2 separate regions of the Homo sapiens genome follow, and region 2 is linked to region 1. The links are chromatin contacts, found by Hi-C in ENCODE. All regions are on one chromosome and are shown on one strand. The core of a region is the stretch at or near the end of the contact, and the rest is flanking DNA. Distances in the headings are between cores, read along the strand shown. Region 1 holds the start of SEC24B (SEC24 homolog B, COPII component). Region 2 has its middle 89 kb from the start of ELOVL6.

The links. A loop is a pair of places that touch in the nucleus more often than their neighbours do. Pooled maps may share reads with other maps.
Region 2: a pooled map shows a loop between it and region 1 (2.9-fold over the local background). The contact joins the enhancer-like site here to the promoter of SEC24B in region 1. A Hi-C loop is called at or near these places in 2 of 37 single-sample maps with no recorded cell type and 8 of 50 pooled maps.

The regions. Positions count from the first base shown.
Region 1 is chr4:109,431,930-109,435,254 of GRCh38, reverse strand. SEC24B (SEC24 homolog B, COPII component) reads right to left here and starts at 1,440. Exons shown (of 24, transcript NM_006323.5): 1 at 1,253-1,440. The coding sequence starts at 1,385. It overlaps SEC24B-AS1 (SEC24B antisense RNA 1), which reads left to right and starts at 1,438. Exons shown (of 3, transcript NR_039978.1): 1 at 1,438-1,521. RefSeq lists enhancers at 461-610, 687-1,546 and silencers at 428-722, 1,101-1,370, 1,421-1,810.
Region 2 is chr4:110,285,667-110,288,985 of GRCh38, reverse strand. It overlaps the pseudogene ZBED1P1. Among named protein-coding and RNA genes, the nearest start is that of ELOVL6, 89 kb to the right of the region's middle. RefSeq lists an enhancer at 1,627-1,716. Within about 2 kb of position 1,690, at least 3 of the 41 ENCODE cell types and tissues checked have a DNase peak (open chromatin) inside an H3K27ac peak, as active enhancers do.

The DNA of each region.
Region 1 (3,325 bases), core at 191-2,690:
TACTGATAGGTAAGGCTGATCCAAAGAATATTAAGGCTAAAGTATCACTCAACTTCTGATCCTCAGGACAAACGATACACTTCATGTTTGAAAAGCATCAGTTGTAAAACTTAGATGTTGATTAAACTAATTCATAAAGTCCAGCAGATTTTCATTAGGAAATTAGATAAAACAGGTCAATCATCTGGAGAGTACTAATGCAGTTTGGTTCTCGTACCAACACAGGACAGAGGTATTTTTCTAAATTCAGTCAATTACTTTCCAAGGTTCTCATCTGACATACTAAGAAGTCTGTAAGGAGAATTCCTCCACCCTTGGCCCCTATCCGCGAACATTCCAAATCTCAGCATTAGGGAATGCATATCCATCATTTTGCAGCCTACTAAAAGCCCACGACCTTAATATGAAAGCGGCTTTCGTGCTGCATTTGGCTGCTGCCTGTATGAAGGCCCTGCCTCAAAGCAGGGCCAACTCTGGCACGTTTTTTCATCTCTGAAAGTGGAGCTAGGAAAAACACCCAGATCTAAAGATGTTCGTTTAAATCCGTTTACATCTGCTCCCTTTCAAACACTACAAGCAAACTCCAAAAGCTTGAGCAGCAGCCGCAGCGGCAATGACAGTTCTTGAGGCCGAACTGGGTCAGGGTTACAGTTACACTTATATAGCATATTTACACCCTTTTGTCTACAAACTTGAGTGCAAACTTAAGTTTCCTCAAGGCAGCGTGTTCGCTGGGCCTCGGGAACCGAAGCAATTTTCCTGAGACAGGAAGGGCACAATCCACCCTGCTGGGTGGCTGCACCAGCCTTCTCCGGACCACGCACTCAGCGGCCTCGGCTTCTGGCCAGCTCTCGCAGCCAAGGGGTCGCTCGGGGCAACTCGCCCGCGTCCAGGCTAGGTAACTGGGTTTTACTACGTGGGCTCCCAGCTTTTCAGTCGCCCCTACTCGCCCGAGGCCGTTTCGGGCCTGGGGTCGCATTACATAAACAGCCACGGCCCCAGCTTTCCCAGGCCGGCCCCCGCCCCCACGCCAGGGGCGTCCCACCCCCGCGCGCCCCGCGCCGTGCCTTCCCTGCCCCCTACCCGCACCCAACCCGGACCCCGCGGCCTCCGCACCGCGCCCGCTCCCGTCCCTCGGGCCGGGCCTGGCCCCGAACGCCCTTCCCGGCCCGGCCCGCCCCGCCCCGATGTGGCCGTGCAGGCCGCCCAGCCGGTGCTAGGCCCCGCGCTCCGCCCGGGCCGCCCGCCTCACCGTTCTGCTGGTGCGGCGCCGGGCCCGCACCCGGGCCCGCGGGCGCTGCGGCTCCTGAGACGGCCGCTCCGCCGAACTTGGGCGGGATCCGGGCGCTGGCGGCCGGGTGAGAGGACCCGGCGGGGGCCGACATGACGGCGCTGGTGGCGACGGCGGCTCCGCTTCAGGGAGGTGGGCGGAGGGAAGGGAAGGCGGGGCCGGAGAGGAGAGAGGAAGAGGAAGGAACGCGCCTGGCGTCACTGAGGGTGTCACCCGGGACCGCGGCTCAGGTACCCAAGCTTCTCCGCGAGTCCAGCGCTGCCACTCGGCGGCCGCCGCGGGCGCGGGGATCCTGGGTCGCTCCGCCTTGACCCACGCGCCCCACGCCCCGGGACTTACACCTGGGGTCGCTCCCCGCACGCGCGGGCCTCGCGCCGGTGCCGCCGCAGCGCCCCCTGCAGGCCGGAGCCGAGCTGGCCCAGGCCTGAGTCTGGCCCGGGGTTCCGTGGCCCCAGTGCCGGCCCCGCGGCTGCTGCTCCGGCCCGGCCAGGTGCCTTCGTGTTGAGGCGAAAGGACTGGGCCTCAGTGGGTGAAGGGACCGGGTGGCCCGCTTCCACCTAGGGCAGAGGCTGGATCGGCCGCGGCGAGGCTGGGCCCAGCATTACTGGGAGGGGAACTTGAGAGCCGCGGGTTGATGTTCGGAGCTCAGGCGACGACTGACCACCCACCCTTCCTCGAAGAGGAACAATGGCTTGGGTTTGGTTTTTAATTTTTGATTCCCCCACCTCCCCTTTCTTGATTCCAAAGGAAATATAGCATTCAAGCGCCATGTCTGTTGGGAATATATAATTCCTTGGCAAAGAAAGAGGAAACATTTCTCTGATAAACACAAGAATCTCAGTAAGAATTGCATTATTGAGAACTTTTCCCACTGATAAAGTAGGGAAGAGGAAGGGGAAAATAGGGTAAGGGAATGCTGGAAGACAAACTTTAAACTTTATCTCCTTTTTTTTTTTTTTTTTTGTCGATTGTTGGTGCATCCTGTTGGTGTTCCGAGAAGTTGTGGCTCAGCTTGCTTTGTCTACATTAGTGGAATCTTTAAGTCTTTCTGGTCTGTCTCAGCATACTCACTGGCAGGCCCTAGACTACATTACCCAAGTCATTTTGCCGTCTTGGAATCCTGAGTATGTCATCACTCTGTATTGGAGATGAGATTGCTCAGAAACACTGAATTCAGAATGGGATCTAGCAAGATGGTATTTCTGGAGCAATAAGTCATTTACTGAATGATTATGCAAAGCATAAATTGCATTGTAGTCCTAGAATAATACAAAGCTTCCCTTTAGTTGTTGCCGTAAATTAATAACTGGCATTTTAATGCACTAAATGAATTTTAGTAGTTAGATTTATATCTTTGACTTCTAGGAATTTCAACTACATTAGAGTTCATATACACAAAAGGGGCAAGCCCTTTTCCACAGCATTTCCAGCTTCTCCACAGAAACCTAGCCCCACATGAGCAAAAGATCACACTCTGTGCTTCATCAAAGAGATTACACAATTACAGATTCCAGCATCTCCCAGGAGTCCTTTGAATTTGGATTAAGGTCTATAATTACGTGGGTAAGGGAATAACTAGGTAATTGGCTTTCTGCACCTGGAATGTATTCTCCTGGGTATAAGAGGCTCCTTTTAATCAGAAGTATATGGGATGAAAGTGAACCCTGTCTCTTAAGGGGAGACTCCTTAAGAGGAGGATTGGGGCCCTGTGTTTTAATAGATCTTCTCCACAATCTTTAATACCTAAGCTCCTTCCCCTTGTCCACTAATTTGCTGTAGAATTTTTCTAGCATGTTTATGATGGTGTTCAGGGCACACTACCCCAAAATATAACACCTTGGCATATTGAATGTTTTAAGCTGATGGAATTTGAGAAATGGCAGGTGTGAGGACTCTGACCTTCCCATGAAGCAGGTCATAAGACCCTCATGTGAGAGATGCCCTCTCTATACCTGGAGAAAAGAAGCAGTCTTATTTGTGAAGACAGAGAGACGCCAAGAGGAATCTAAATGAATAGGCCTTGGTAGGTTTCCC
Region 2 (3,319 bases), core at 441-2,940, 850 kb before region 1:
TTAAATTCAAGACTTTAAAAAACCTTCACAGACTTGCAGAAGCCTTTCATCTGAGGAACTCAGAAAATCACAGATTGAACATCCCCCATAAAGAAGAAAGGGAAATAAGTCCAAAATGTAGCCCAGACTATGACATTCTTTGAGGACAATTCTGTATGAACTAAAACTGCAGCCTGTGGACAACTGCTTGAGCCCAGGAGTTTGAGACCAGCCTGGGCAACATAGTTGGACCCCGTCTCTACAAAAAATTAAAAATTTAAAGATTAGTTGGGTGCGGTGGTGCACATCTGTAGTCCCAGCTACTCAGGAGGCTGAAGCAGGAGGATTGCTTAAGCCTGAGAGGTCAAGCCTGCAGTGAGCTATGATCTCGCCACTGTACTCCAGCCTGGGTAACAGAGCGATGTTCCTTTAATTCCAGAGAAGTTGCTAATTTTCTGTAAAAACTCCTTTATGAGAAATGATATTCATGTGGAAAGAATATTCTCTTTATACCCTGATGTGTTATTAATTTCACATCTCTGGGATAAAGCCAGATCATCAGAAAGATTTATGCTTAGAATATCCTCTACATCCCCGGCTACTCTTACTGATATAAGCTCTGATATAATGCTTTAGCTTTTGAAAAATCACCTGATCAGAAAATTTGATTAACATTCTCTTATATAAAACAATTTGACTAGGCTGGGCGCGGTGGCTCACGCCTGTAATCACAGCACTTTGGGAGGCCGAGGCAGGTGGATCACTTGAGGTCAGGAGTTCAAGACCAGGCCTGGCATGGTGGCTCATGCCTATAATCCCAGCACTTTGAGAGGCCAAGGCGGGTAGAAAACCTGAGGTCAGGAGTTCAAGACCAGCCTGGCCAACATGGTGAAACCCCGTCTCTACTCAAAATGCAAAAATTAGCCAGGCGTGGTAAGCAGGCACCTGTAATCCCAGCTACTCAGGATATTGAGGCAGGAGAATCGCTTGAACCCTTGAACCTGGGAGGTCGCAGTGAGCCGAAATCACGCCACTGCACTCCAGCCTGGGTGACAGAGCAAGACTTCCTTCTCAAAAAAAAAATAAAAAAAAAAGAATGTTCAGAGAAAGACTTACTGATCCTGAATGCTGGCTCCCCAAATTATCACTATGACAACCTGTCGAAAAGACAAAGCTGAGCTTATATTGATCTTGGGAAGGGAGTACTCCCTCCACAGAATCTTAGAGCATCTCAGAAGAGGGAGAACAAAGTCAGGATATTTACTGGGACTCTAAGTCAGTTTAAGACAGATCTTATCCGATATCAGTGCTTAATTAACACTCTGTAAGGATTATGACTTAATAGTTTAAGATTCGTGGTCACAGCAAAGTGAAGATGTAAAGGCAAGGTTTTCAAAGAGTCTTGGGTTCAAGCAGTCTTGGGGTTTCAACTGTAGTTTTGATATGGCTCCCATGACTGGAGGAACAAATTGATGCTTTTCATGAAGAGTTGATGGCCTTTTGGGACATTGCTGAAATGAATGATAATGTTATTCACAACTTTTATCTTCTTCAGCAAGAGTTTCCTAGAATAGTAAAGCTATGTTGATGAAACCTAGAATAACAAAGGCCTGTAAATATACACAGTAAGCTATGTGGGTGTATACAGTTTCGGTTCTCACTGACAAAACGAAATTTGAGCTCATTCTCAAAGGAGTGAGGGAATGAGTCATGCCAACATTTGAAAGCAGAGTTCCAAGCCAGGCCCAAGTCCAACTTTTGCAGGGCCTGTGGCAAGGTTATAGATGAATGCCTACTATATGCCCAAATATTTAAGTGTTGGAAATCAAGTTAGCAAACCTTTTTTTCTTAGAGATGGGGTCTCACTATGTTGACCAGGCTGGTCTCGAACTCCTGGCCTCAAAGAATCCTCCCATCTCAGCCTCACAAATGCTGGGATTACAGGCATGAGCCACTGTGCCTGGCCTAGTAAACTCTTAAATAAAATGTTAGCCAGGTGGGGTGGCATGCGCCTCTAGTGCCCCCTACTCCAGAAGCTAAGGCAGGAGGATCCCTTGGGCCCAGAAGTTCGAGGCTACAGTAAGCTATGTTCGTTCCACTGCACTCCAGCCAGGATGACAGAGCAAAACTCCGACTCTAAAACAAAGCAAAACAAAACAAAACAAAACAAAATGCCCAATCAACACCCTCCAATAAAACAAAATAAACTGGTTACTTTAAAAATAAATAAATAAATAAAATGTTTTAGGTGCCTACCTTGATAAATATAACTTTATAGTGACTAAGTAAAAAAACATGTAAAGTTATGCTTTTTATGTGCCTGAAAAACATCAAAGACAACTAATATATTCACACGTGTGTATATCTGAGTATTCTATTGATGTGTAGTTGAATAATAAAATAAGGACACATACACCATATAAATCATTTTATAGTATACTTATTTCATAAAATTTTATTTCTTTGCCTTCATTTGAGGAAAATCATGAATTCAATTGTTATAATAAAGATTTTCACATATTTTGTTTTTATATTGACAACAGTGATCTAAAGATACACTGTCCTATACGGTACACACTGAGCATTTGAAGTGTGAGGCCTGTCCAAACTGAGATGTATTATGAGTGTAAAATACATACTTATTCCAAGGCTTAATATTTTTAAAAAAGTAAACTATCTCATTAATAATTTTATACTGAATACATATTTAAATGGTAATGATTTTAATATACTAGTAAATAGAATATATTATTAAAATTAATTTTACTTTTTTTACTTCTTTCATGTGACTATTAGAACATTTAGAATTACAATGTGGCTCACGTTTGTGACTCATGTTATATTTCTTTTTTTTCAGCTTTATTGAGGTATAATTGACAAAGAAAAATTATATCTATTTAACGTGTTCAACTTGTTGATTTGATGTACATATACTTTGTGTAATAATTACCAAAATCAAATTAATTAACACATCCATCACCATATATATGTACTCTGTGTGTGTGTGTGTGTGTGTGATAAGAACACTTAAGGCATACTCTCTGGCAAATTTTAAGTAAACAATACAGTATTATTAACTGTAGCTATCATGCTGTACAATAGATCCCCAAAATTTACTCATGTTATAAATGAAAGTTTGTAACCTTTGACCAACATCTCCCATTTCCCCCACCCCACAACAGCTGGTAGTCACTGCTCTACTCTCTTCTTCAATGAGTTGGACTTTTTTAGATTCTGCATATAAATGAGATCATACAATATTTGAGTCTGAGTCTGGCTTGTTTCACTTAACATAATGTCCTCCAAGTTCATTCATGTTGTCAAAAATGGCAGGATTTAC